Regions from separate parts of the Homo sapiens genome. Here region 2 is linked to region 1. A link is a contact called in ENCODE Hi-C or POLR2A ChIA-PET data. All regions are on one chromosome and are shown on one strand. The core of a region is the stretch at or near the end of the contact, and the rest is flanking DNA. Distances in the headings are between cores, read along the strand shown. Region 1 has its middle 130 kb from the start of WSPAR. Region 2 has its middle 97 kb from the start of WSPAR.

The links. Hi-C counts contacts between places; a loop is a spot of excess contacts on that map. ChIA-PET counts read pairs that join two places held with the same protein, here RNA polymerase II (POLR2A). Pooled maps may share reads with other maps.
Region 2: a map of gastrocnemius medialis shows a loop between it and region 1 (5-fold over the local background). The contact joins two enhancer-like sites. A Hi-C loop is called at or near these places in 2 of 168 maps with a recorded cell type or tissue (gastrocnemius medialis and psoas muscle) and 3 of 50 pooled maps. POLR2A ChIA-PET finds 5 or more read pairs at or near these places in 2 of 52 experiments (OCI-LY7 and endothelial cell of umbilical vein).

Annotation. Positions count from the first base shown.
Region 1 is chr5:133,776,685-133,783,473 of GRCh38, forward strand. It overlaps a transcript of FSTL4 not described here. Among named protein-coding and RNA genes, the nearest start is that of WSPAR, 130 kb to the right of the region's middle. Within about 2 kb of position 4,152, at least 2 of the 41 ENCODE cell types and tissues checked have a DNase peak (open chromatin) inside an H3K27ac peak, as active enhancers do; they include gastrocnemius medialis and psoas muscle, where a contact is called at or near this core.
Region 2 is chr5:133,813,149-133,819,666 of GRCh38, forward strand. It overlaps a transcript of FSTL4 not described here. Among named protein-coding and RNA genes, the nearest start is that of WSPAR, 97 kb to the right of the region's middle. Within about 2 kb of position 4,948, at least 8 of the 41 ENCODE cell types and tissues checked have a DNase peak (open chromatin) inside an H3K27ac peak, as active enhancers do; they include gastrocnemius medialis and psoas muscle, where a contact is called at or near this core.

The sequences.
Region 1 (6,789 bases), core at 2,902-5,401:
CACCGAGTACTTACCTCCAGAAACCTCCTTTTCTGTATTCAGATAACAAAATGGTTTGCAGGCTGGTGAAAAAGGTTTTCCATAGAGGGAAACAGAGTTAGCACCAAGGTAGGTCTCTAACCCAGGGCTCTAGGGCCCCAGCTCTGAATGCTTCCAGGCCATCTATTGTCAATGATTTCACAGAGGAGGCCTGTATGTCCGAAAGGTCCCACTGACTTGGCTTACCCACCTCTGGCTTGAATGTATGGCCTACCCCTTTGTGCCTAAATGACCCTCAGGAGGGCCATGGAGAGCCCACCCCTAAGATAGTACCTCAGCTTCCCATCACTCATTCATTCACACACACGTGCACATGAACTCACTCCCCACCATGTACCAGGCACTGCACCAAGCATAGAAATAATGATTTTATTTGGCTCACAAGACAGGTGGAAGAGTTCCTAGGCAAATAGATATCACTTTTAAAATGAGAAGGAAAAATAGGAAATAGTTAAACATTCACAATGGAAAATTACACAGCTATTAAAGATATGTATATATATATACAATAGAGAGTTTAAAACAGCATAGAAAGTTTTTATGACAAAATGTTTAGAGGAAAAGTAGAATACAAAATGTTATACAGTATGCTTATGTAAAATGCATAAGGAAAAAATGGACTGGAAGGAAATGCACCAAAATGCTAATAGTGGGACGTAGCGTGACATTTCTCTGTATTTAACAACTTTCTTATAACAGATATCAATTAACTTATGTCTTGTTATGACCTTCTTAATTACACAAGTAGTTTTGAAAACTATTTTTTAGATATTCAAACTGTAGTTATGAAACAAAATCCCAGTTGAGAATGCCACTTCTAATCCCAGTCTCCTCCCAAGACAATCACTGTTTTCAGTTTGATTTGTCTGGTTTCTTATGTACAGAGAGAAACAAAGTTAATATTTATGGGAGGTTTTCAACATAAGTGGAACATTACACAAATTATTCTGCAACCTCACTTTTTTCACTTAATAATAAAGCTTGGGGATCTTTTCACAGATACTGTATACATATCTAGCTAAGGGTTTGAAGCATTAATAGTAGATCCTAATATGGCTATTCCACCACTTATTTAATATTCAGGCCATGAAGGTTGTTTCCATTTTGTCATTATTAAAAACAAATTGCAATGAACAGTCACATAGATGTCTATTTGCACATATGTAGGACTATGTTTCTAGAATGGACACTAAGAAGCAAACTTTCTTAGTTGAAGTTTTGGATATTTTAACTTTAAAAGCTTCCTTATAGAGATCCCATTCCCCCAGACACCACTGGCTACTTCTGGGAAAACTGGGGGTCTCAGCTTGTCAGTGGGGTCTCAGCTGGTCAGTGGGCCCCAAGGCTCTAGAGGTGGGGTTTCCCAGCATCCTCGAGGTCCTTGGGGTCACTGATGTGCTGCCTATCACCCAGGAACACAGACCTTCCACATCTGCCCCCCAGATGTGCCCTGTGGATCAAACCACAGGCCCTGCCTGGTGCCAGTCACCTGCAACATCCTGTTTAGATCATGAACAAATGAGCAACGTGGGAGAAAAGGCTTCTCAAAGAAAGCCCACCACCCACTGAAGCTTACCATCATTCTTTTTGCCTCACGCAGAAAGGAGGTGTTTCCTCTAAAAAAAAAAATGTCCCTTGGGGACCTGAAAGTCAGAGCCAAGTGTTTTAATATTCCAGATAATTAATTTCTGGAAAAAACATAACTTAGAATGATTATCATTGCTTTCTCAGGAAACATTATCTTTCTTTGCAGAGGCAAAGTGGACTCCAACTCAACCCAATTGCAGCCAAAGTGAGTTCATTCTGGCCCTTACGCTGAAAAGAGGGTCCTCAAGAGAGCTTGTGGGAACTCTGAGCTTGTGGGATGCTGGGTGACACACCGTCCACTCAGTTCACCTCACCGAGGCTGTGACAGAGCAGGTGCCTCTGGGAGAGAGGGAGCCTTTGACCTTTCACATCCCAGGCAAAGCTTTCTCCAAAACCTCCCTTTGAAAGGCCTCAGAATTGGCCTCAGAAGGGTTTCGGCACTCGCAGCGCTGACTCTCTTCATTCTAAAGCAAGGAACCAGGCCTCAAAAGGGGCAGAATCTGCCCAAGACCTCACCGTCCTGCCCAGGGCTCTTCCCACATAACTCCTCTCACAAGGCCCAAGCTGGGCACAGCCTGGCAGCAGGAACAAAGGCAGGGCATAAATAGCTGGGACAACGTACAAAGTGACCTGGTAAAAAGGCACCAACAAGGGCTTCCTGGGTTCAGAGGAAGGTTACTTCTTGTCTCTATGGTGGGGCAGGGGGAGGACCCATGGAGTAGGACCTCTGTGGGACCACCAGTGGCCCATAGTACCCATCTTGAACTCTTAGACCTGCTATGACTTTGGGAAAACAATAAAACTGAATCTGTATTGTCAATCATCTACCAATCCTCCAGAACAAATCCCAATCCCATCTCCTTGGCTCCCCTCCTAGTTCAAGCCCATCCTCTCTGCTGGGTGACTCCCGCAGCCTCCTTCCACTCCTGTCCCCTAATGGTCCATTCTCGACATGGTGACCAGAGAGATCTTCCCTTATAAAATAAGTGATGTGGGCCAGGCATGGTGGCTCACACTTGTAATCTCAGCACTTTGGGAAGCCAAGGCGGGTGGATCACAAGGTCAGGAGATGGAGACCATCCTGGCTAACACGGTGAAACCCCATTTCTACTAAAAATACAAAAAATTAGCCAGGTGTGGTGGCGGGCACCTGTAGTCCCAGCTACTCAGGAGGTTGAGGCAGGAGGATCACTTGAACCTGGGAGGCGGAGGTTGCAGTGAGCCGAGATCTCGCCACTGCATTTCAGCGTGGGCGACAGAGCAAAACTCCATCTCAAAAAACAAAACAAAAAAAGAAACAAAATAAAATAAGTGATGTGATGTAACTCTTCTGCCTAAAAACTTCCAATCACTCCCCACTGCTCTTGGAAGAATTCAAATCTAGCATAGCCTACAAGGCCCCAGATGACCCAGGCCCTGCCTAACTCTCCAGCCTCGGCTCTATCCCACCTCCCCAGCTCTCTGCTGGTCTTCTCACTGTTCATGTGACAGACCATGCCCATTCCTGACTCAGGGTCTGTCCCAGGTTTCCCAGAAGAAGAACCTGAGAGGAGGGGTTCATGTGTAAGTGCTTATTAGGGAAGTGTTCCCATGAAAAGCCAGAAGGGAGGTGAGCAAGATGGATCAGGAGGGGAAGGAGGCCAAGGAGGTGAGCACCATATCACCAAGGCCTACAGAGGGCGTCTGTGACCCAATACCTCTGGGGAGCCCTGGAAACAGCATGGGTCACTCCTGGAGCCATCCTCACCAGGGACAAGAGGGCTCGCAGGTGCACACCCATCAGTCATGGGTCAAGGGCTGCCCCGAAAGGGATGAAAATTCCCAGCTACCTCCTGCTATCTAGGGAAGGACAGCAGTTCCAGCAACCTGAGGCCAGTCCGCCAATGCAGAACTGCCAAAGAGCCGCAGATGTGGGCACTGGGAGGAGGGGTGTACACGAGCAGGGGACGCAGACACGTGGGGATATGGGCAGAGCAGCAACAGCATCTCTCTCCCTGCTCTTCCCATCTCCTTGCATGACTCATTCCCTCTTTTTCCTACAATGTCCTTTCTATTGTCACTGGCTCCATCTCTCTAAAATTACCCTCCCTCCCACCCTGTCACTCTGCCATCTTACCCTGCTTCAGTTATCTTCATGGCCCAAACTCTCTCTGAAATGATCCAAGCAAATCAGCTTGTCTCCTGTGTATTGTTGGGGTCTCCCACTGGACTGGAAGGGTGGGGACCTGGCCTGGCTTATCTGCATCTTGTATACCCAGCACTTAGCACAGAAGACATTTTGAGGACTTTATTAATACTGCCTGGAGCATAGCAGGGCAATTTACATAACTAAAACTTTTCATTTATTTCCATTTCACAAGCACCTGCATAGCATTTACTATCTAAATTCCTTACAACCCATTTAATCCCCAGAATAACCCGATGAGGTAGGTACTATTATTATCCTCATTTTCCTGTTGGGAAATTGAGACTTGGAGGCTACAGAACTTGCTCAGAGTCACACGGCTGGTAGGAGATGTGGGCCAGGGCGCCAAGCCCAGGCCAGAGGCTTCAGAGGATCTGTTGGCTCTAAACAGCCTGCTGCAAGGTGGCGATCATTATCCTCTATCCAGGAGAAAACACTCAGAGAGGTTCCATGACTGAGCTCAAGCCCCAGAACTCACGGCAAGTGGAGCAGAGATTCTGATTCCAAAGTCAACCCCCAACCCAGGTGCCGCCATGAGTGACTTTACGGGCAGCATGCACAGATGCCTCATCCCTCCTTCCTCTGACTCTTCACTGCATGCTCTTGGCCCTCTGCATTGGTCCCTGGTGATCACCTCCAGCCCACTTTCCAGTGAGGAGAGACATGCTGCCCCATGGCTGAGGAAGCCTTTTACCTCCCACCTCCTGCAAACTACGCAGGCTATTTGGTGGCCCAGCTGGGATAGTAACAGGTCCAGACATCTTGCAACCAGCAGCCCTCCCTGCAACACATTCAGCTGCCCCTGCCTAGAGGTAGAACACAACTCTCAAAAAGAAGCATTCCAAACAAGGTCACTGATTGTTAAGCGGTTGTGTGTGTGTGTGTGTGTGTGTGTGTGTGTGTGTGTGTGTGTGTGGCGTGTATGTGTGTGTATGCATGCATGTGTTGTCTTAGAAGGGGTAGGAAGGGCCAGAGGGATGTGTGGACAAGCAGATGAGCTGGCAAGGCTGGAAACTTCCCACCATTACCATTCACAGTGAGACTTCATTAACCCAGATACCACAGTGCTAGAGACTGGAGGAGGGTGCAGTGTGGCCCACCACATTACCCACCAGCAAGTCAGATCCCCTGAGGGGAACCCTCCGAACTGGTGAAGTGATTCCTGCCACACTGTGTGTACCCTGCTCAACAATCTGGCTTTGAAACAGACACATGTGCACCCCCGCCCCCACAATCAGCATGCCCACCTCCCAGCTGAGCTTGCCAACAATTACGGCAATTCCTAAATCACAGTAGACAACTCACTGGGGGTTATTCAGTACCTTCTAATTAGTGTTACACACTGATTATCTGAGGCTATTGATATTGGCTTTAATGGTAATTATAATTTTCACATAAAATATTTAATAACCATTCATAATACAAGAAATTTGATTAAGGAGACAGCATTTTTCTTGGATTTCCACATTGATCTCCTGAAGGCTCAGCTGGGTTTATTCCAAGCAGGAGTAAATACAGCTGACACAATTACCCATCAAAGGCTGTGGAAAACAGCAAACTCAGATTTACCCACCCCCACTGCTTCTCTGAAATACTCAACAACAGCTATGAAAAACGGGCTAAGGCCATAGACAGGAGATTCACAAAAGAAGCAATGTAAATGGCCAACCCATCTGTGGGAAAATATTTAGCCTCACTAATAATCAAGCAACATCCATTTAAATCAGACACCATCCCTTGTATCAAATCGGCAAAGACATATTTTATAACTACAACTGCTGCTGTTAACAAAAATATGTACTGGGCCACTACAGACTTGTCTGCCACATTCTTCCCCTTCTAGAACATGCACCCGCTTCCTGCAAATAATCACTTTTCCACCTTCTGCAATCACATGGTAGGAAGTGGGGCTGTCGTTTTCTGTCTGTCACCTCCACCTACTGTAAATGGCCAGAAGTAGATCTTTGACCTAAGATGAGCCCGTCACAGATGCCCACCTCACTGCCCTTCACGACTGGTCGGCCACAGGCATCTGACCCAGCCAGGCCAATGAGAGTGCTTCCCTGTGATCTTTCTTTCCATCTGGGAGCACAGACAGCTTCAGTACCTCTTAACAAAGGGGCAAATCTGGGAGATGGAAGCTGGGAGAGCCAGCAGCAGCCATCATCCGTCAAACTCTCTGTGACACTTAAACATGGAGTTGTACAACCAAGACCCAGGATACTGTAGAGCCGGTTAGTATTTTTGTCATCCACAACAGCAAACAGTACCCAAGCCACATCCCTCAAGTCCCTGCCTGTTTCCCTCAGAAACTATGACAATTTGCCTGAGTTCTCATCCCAGGCCATCATGAGGACAATCCAGGAAGCCCAGAGCAAGCTTGGAATCAGAACCTCACGCTGCTCTATGGGAGGGAGGAGGAACCCTGTCCACTACTTTCCTCTGTCAGGGACTTGCAGGTGGCGGCCTAGGGGATGCCCTTCTGTAGGCATTCCAATGATTGCTTTGCAATGTCAATTCTCAGCACCGTCACCAGCACCTCTTCCAACACATAAAACGCTACAAAGTTTACATTTCGTGAAGTGATTTCCAAACTTCTAGAAACCCCCTTGAGGTGACAGAACCCAAGTACACAAACTCCCAAGTGCTCACAGTTTTTGCAGCTCCCCACCACAAGCCTTCCAAAGACCTCTGTGGCTTCCCTCTTCCAAGATACCTACTCTGCGTCAACCTCAATGAAATTAGGTGCTCTCTCACGTGACTTCTAAATATGGACATGACTCCAACCAAACACGATCCTGCTCTTCAGAAGCCAGAAGGGCTGCTTTAATAAATAAATAGGAATAATTATGATTGTACCCAAGGACAATCCCAGCTTAACGCCTTTTGTCCCAGCATAATTATTAATAACACCTTTCCCTCTCAAAGGCATCCTGGTTTAGGTGATAAATTAGCCTTATCTATCAATAAATCTATAA
Region 2 (6,518 bases), core at 3,698-6,197, 37 kb after region 1:
TCTCCTCCACACTGTCCTACAGAAATGAAAGCCACGTATGTAGCTTGGAATTGTCCTGTGGACACATTTTTAAAAAGAAAAAAATAAACGTGAAATAAATTTCAATAATACATTTTACTTAACGTAACATATCTGAAATATTGCAATTTTTCATTGCTTCAGACAAATAATAAAAATAGTATAATTTCATCAATATACAAATTTTATTGAATATTTCACTTTTCTTGGTACCAAGGCTTCAAACACCCAAGTGTACTTTATACACATTGAACATCTCAATTTGGACTAGTCACATTTTACAGGCTCAGTAGTTACATGCGGCTAATGGCTGCTATATTGAACTGTGGGGACCTAAAATAACCAAGCTTCACACATGTAGATTTGAGGAAAGCATAATGTCAAATGTAGGATTCATTTTGTTCTCATATGTTTAATCTTTTTACACAATGCAGGTTTTCTTGCCATAAGACTAAAACACAAAGGCTGCACTGATTTTTCTTCTTTTCCCCTACATTTTTGCAATACTTTCCTTTGGCATGCCTTAAATTTGCTGCATGTGTAAATAATGGGCACCAGCCCTTCCCTGCCAAAAAACAGAAGCAGTGTTTCTCCCCATCCCCATGGCATTGCTACCATCAGGCTCCTATATTTCCTGGCTTTGAGTTCACTGAGAGACTATTATAGTTTATTAACTGACTTTAATAGGGATCTGCTTCTAATAGCAGAATTAATGAATCCTATAAACCAGTTGCACAGGGTGAGAGCAACTCCATTGCAAAGAGACAATATGCTTATTTGGAAATCTGAGCATGTGTAGGAATCATACACCTTCATATTAACAAATCTCTCCCCTGACTCCTACAACTCGCTAATTGTACTGGGCTAAACACCAGGCAACGGGGGCTGGGAAACCAGGGACTGTCACCAACAAGGACAGCAACAGCCTGCTGAAGTAAGAACACAAAACCTGACACTAATACTTCTCAGGCTTGCCTCTTTGGGTGGATCCAATGTGGGAAGAGTGAGAAATTTAACTGAATTTGATGCAGTGAGTTTTTCCTGAGGGCTGGCTGGGTCTTCGTGCAAGGTTCTGGGGAGGAGAAAGGGAGGAACTGGGCAGGATGTGCATCCTCCGGTTGGAGGTTGCACGGAAGCCACGTGGAATGTGAAAAGCCGTCTTCCAGTGCTCAGCATAACAAGCACGTTCCTGTCTTGGAAACTGAATCGGGCAGGAGTCCCTGGGTGTGGCTGGAGGGTGTTGGTGGATAATCTGTATTCCACACCAGTGCCCCTGACACATCACAGCAGAGAGTGACACCACCCAGCCCGGGAGCTAGGTCACACTGGAAATAAGATGATGGAGAAAAACACAAGGGATGGCTGCAGACTTCCTCCTACTCCTTTCTTTTGGTGTTCTGGAGAGAAAAGGTTCAGATGACTTAGTGGACCAGAAAGTTAATCTTGCCCTCACAAAAAAATAAGGGCCAGAGAAGGCACAGATGGTGAAAAGCAGCATTAAAGGCAAGCAGTAAACCAAACAACTATGTTGAGAGCGGAAGTCTGTCCAGTCAGCAAGCAGGGATCAGAGGGTGGCCACCGTCAGTGTCATTTTGAAACAAATTGCAACAATGAGAAAGATGTTTAAAATTATCTGGAAAATGGAGTAAGACAACTCAGTGATGAGAAATAACTAGAGTGTAGTAAGGGAAGTTCTAAACTGTGCCCTAAGTGTTTATATTTTCTCAAATTGTGCTCCAATTTGTTTCCTCTCATACTGCACACATGCATGTGAGCTACATGGCTTGTTCCAGGGGCTTCTCAAATCCAGCTCGCATCAGAACCAAGCCCAGGGCCTCACCACAGAACAACTGAATCCAAATCTCAGTGCAAGAGGTCTGGGTATCAATATGTGATTTTGTGGTACAGCCAGGGTTGAAAACCACCACTCTAGGATAAGACCCGTGGCCTAAAAGGACAGAGATATGGATACTGATCCTCTAATGAAGAAGATTCTAACAGGTCAGGCTGCTCTTGGAGTCATCAACATGGCAAAAGAGTGAGCTCCTGTAGCTGGAAGGGGTCTTGCAGGGAATAACTAGAGCAGAGGAGATTCTTGAACTATTTGGCTAAAGTAGCTTCCAAATCTTAGATAAGAGAATTATAAATCAAAGGCTTCATGATGATTTTTCTGGGAAGGGTGCAGTTTCCATTTCCTAACTCAGGACCTGAGGTCTGGACAATGCCTCCTGCCTGATTTATGTTTGAGAGGTGGCCTGAGAGATTCACGTTGGGTAAAAAGCCTGAGGCTTTCTGGACTATTTCCGTGGTTTATGGGAGCAATGAAACAGAATGCTCGAAATACGACTGTCCTCAGAAATGTAAGATGTGGCACAGTGGTAAGGGTAATTGGCTGGCTCATGTGCCAGGGTTCGCACACTGGAGATCAGAATTACCTGGGGGAATCTGGTTTCAAAATACACATCCCCAGGCCCTTCCTCCAAATCTACTAAAGCAGAATATTAGGGGTACGGTTTGGGAATCGTATTTTTAAATATTTTCCCCCAAGTGTTTCTGGCACAAAGTCAGGTCTGAAAATGTTTGGTGTATAGTTTTCCCTTATCCACAGGCGGGAAAGTTTAGGTGATTGGCCCACACAGCAATACCCTAAAAGCTCTGGCTTCTTGATACAAGTACCCAGAATTGTACCCAGGGCCCCAAAAGGAAGTCCAGATTCCCGTAGGGTTGACCAGGCAATCCCATGCATTATACAGACCAACAAAGACACTCCAGCCTGACATTTACAAAGACCTGGAGAATCATTTAAAGCAAAACATAATGACATGTCTATTATACAATACAGAGGAAGACAAGAAGGATAGAGTTAAGCGGGCTCTGGACAGCCAGGGAAGGTTCCTTAGAGCCTTACAGAACAAGTAGGATCTTCATTCATGGAGAGGAGACCTGAGTGAAGTAGCCAAAGACTAGGGGGCCATACTGAGCACCCTGGAAGCTGACCTATCTGAAGGTGAGGACGCTTGTGAGGCAAGTGGGCTCCCTGCAGTGAGGGCACATGGTAGAGTGGAGGCCTTGCACTCTGGGCTGCTGGAGCTACTCCAAATACATGGTTCCCAGCTCCAGCTCTCCAGGACCACCTGGGAAAAGGCAGGGTCTGACAGTGTGGAGTCAGGTGGGCAGTCTACACTGTCCAGGTGACCTGCTTAGGATGCAGGTTGTCTCTGCTGATTCGGATCCTTCCAAAGTTTGCACAGTCCTGGTTTGCTCAGCACGACTCTTCCCTCCTAGAGATGAAAAGCCCAGGGAAAGCCATTTACAATGGAGATGCTGACCTGTCACTCCACAGAAGCCTGAAGGATGGCACATCGATCGGCTCCCAGGCCCTGCAACTCCCAGATAACCCCCAGGTGAGGCCAACACCACCAATCCCCACTAGAGTGTCTAAGCGAGCAAGTGCTGAGAGGTTTGGCCATTGAGTAACAGATAAAATATTGTAGCTCTCCAAACCCCACGAGTGTCATTCTGAGGGGAAAATAACATTATAGGTTTGTTTGAGGTCATTGGCTAATTAGGTGAAATGAATAAGTAGATTTTAAAAGCCACACTGCCAGCAACTCTTCAGATTGAGGCACTGACCCTTCCTCTCTTACCTGAGCTCTGGAGACTTGGGGAAAAAGTCATGGCACCAGGTGGCCCCAGGGAGGGCCTAGCCTCTGCTGCTTAGCTGAAGCTCTGAACCAAACTGGGAGGAAGCGGCAGGGAGATCAGGGGTGTAAAGACTGCTGTACTCCAGGCAGCCCCCATTCAAGCCTCCCATGGCTCCTTGCTGCCCACAGATACCCAGGCCCAGGCCCACTGCCTCACTTGCCCTTCCCAGTGGCATCCCCAACACTCCTGGGCCAACCTGAGAAAGCAACACACACATCTAGAAACAAACTCTCATGTGTTGATGTTCACTACCCCGCTGTGTTAAGCTTTTCACTTCTATTGTTATCTTTTTAAATCCTCGCGACAGCCCTGCGAAGCTGAGTCTATTATCGTCCCCATTTAATGGATGCAAACACAGAGGCTCAGGTCACACTGCAAGTAAGGAGTGGAGCCAGGGTGTGCAAACCTTGTCTTGTCTGACTCCAAGGCCATGCACTTGTTATAACTAATGGGAGTTCCACTGTATCAGTCACAGTCCGGTCAAGGAAACAGAAGCCATTCTAGGTCCTTCAAATAGAGGAGCTTTCACATAGTGAATTGCTTACCAGGTGTGGTGACAGTAAGAAGGAAGATAGGGTGACCAAAGATTAGGTAATGCAGGAAGCCAATATCTCCCCAAGGGCTGGGAGTCACAAAGGCAAGAGATAATGTGACCTAGACCTGAAGTGTAAGAGGACCGGCTTCTGTCCCAGGAGCTGGCAGCATGGAGGAAGGGCCACAGCTGCCCCTGCCTCGGAGACACCCCTAGAAGAAGAAGACAAAGAGCAAGAGAATGAGGAAGAAGGAAGGCTCTTCTCTCTTCCAGCCCTCTGACCTCCCATGGGCAGAACTTGGCAGGGAGCCACCTGGAAAGGGAGCCCAGAAAATGCAGTCTGTGGGTGTTCTGGCCCAGAAATACAGAGTATGGAGGGGCAGGTGAAAGCTGGGACAGAGAATAAAGAAACAGCATGACCTGGCACAGTACTAAGTGCTTTCCATACCCTAAGTCACATCATCCTCCTAACAACCTATGATGCCAGCAAAAACAGTGGCCCCATTTTAAAGATAAAGAAAATGAATCTTGAGAATACACATGACATGTTCAAGGTCATCCAGTAGAATCTGGATTCAAACCCATATCTGCCTGGCTCCTAAGCCAGGGAACTGGGAGTAAACATGGCAACCTTATCCAAGAGAACTTCGATCCAAGAATCTCATGGCATGTGGCCCACCTGAATGACTCTCCTTCCACGTGGTGCAGCCTTGTCACCCCTTTAGGGAACGTGAGCACGGGGATGAATCACATCTTACCTCATCACAGCCCTCAGCATGCTCCAGGTCCCAGAAATTCTGATAGCAGCAGCAAGAGTCAACAATGGGCCGTGGATTAACAGCATTTACTCTGCAAGGAGCTGCCAGGACTGGGAACACACAGCATGGCCATGCAGGGGCTGTTGGCCAGAGAAGCAGCCCCATCACAGAGCCCAGCTGCAGGCCAGTACTGAAGGCCTGGGTCTTGCTGCTTTGGGTCACTCCCAATTTCATCCACATCCTAAACTCCACTAGCTCTGTGTGCTGCCTCCTTGCTGGATCCAGCTACTGGAGAGGGGAGCCGGCTGTGTCACTGGGGAACTTAACAAGGCTAATTCCACTGAAACCTCCATTAACTTTACTACTTCTGTGTAAGTGTTTCATTGTAAATAATGATTCCCCACCACAGAAACACACTGCCAGAATCTCCCGGCGGACATAAAATTAAATCCAGCCCCCACAGCCTACTCACGAAGTGCATTGTGATAGCTGCATAATCTTCCAAACCACAGAGGGCTGCAAGCACTTTCCACCAATTTCAGGGGAGGCTTGACTTTAATCTGCCCTAATGAACAGATCTATGCACCCCTACACCTTCCCCTGCCTCACACCAAATCCCCTTTCAATTCAGATTCCTTTTTGAGGATGAATTGTACCACAGTTCTGAGCACAAAAGAACCTCACTCATCTCAGACAAGGACTCAGCTTAAAGCCCCCCACCCAGCCCTTCTCTTCCAACAAAGTCCAGGAGAAGATGTTTTAGAAGATACTATATATATATATATGTACACACACACACACGTACGCATGCACACACACACAATTTCCAGGAAGATCAGCAGAATTTCTAGAACGAAGGAGATCTGCCCAGCCGTCCACCCACATGCCCACCGCCCACACACATAGCTTCCCCAATCCTTTCTCAATGCTGGGTCGGAACCTGCTGTTTCCCTGCCTTGCGTACACATGAAACACTTCCCTCCAACCCTGGAGAGAGACTGCACAAGGTTCAGCTAAAATAAGAACCACCTAGAACAAGAAAGTGAAGTCAACTTCACTTTGAAAATAAACAGGCATGCCCTCTGTCTCTCCCAGCCTGGGCAAGGGACAGGAACAGCTTTTGGGTGCAGGGCCCTTGGGAGGAAGCCTTCCCTTCTGAGTTTTTAGATGCAGGTTTCAGGAATGCCCGGACCACCAAGCCTCTGTCTGCTCCCTGCTCACACCCTGCTCCTCCACTCTGCTCAGTGGCTGAGAAGCATGGAGGTGTCATTGCTGAGCTCTCAGGAGCCTCTCTGACCTCCTGGAACCCGCACAAGGCTCTTCACCCTCTCTGTGCAACGACACTCAGCCTGAGGGGTGCACTGAACTGTAGGCTATAATTTAAGCATCTGTTTGTGTGCTCTTCACTTGCTAAACTCATAGCACCGTTGGAGGCGCAGGCAGGTTTAGGTGACCCGAGAAATTCACAATACATCCACAGATCAAGATGAAACCGGGCTGCCCAC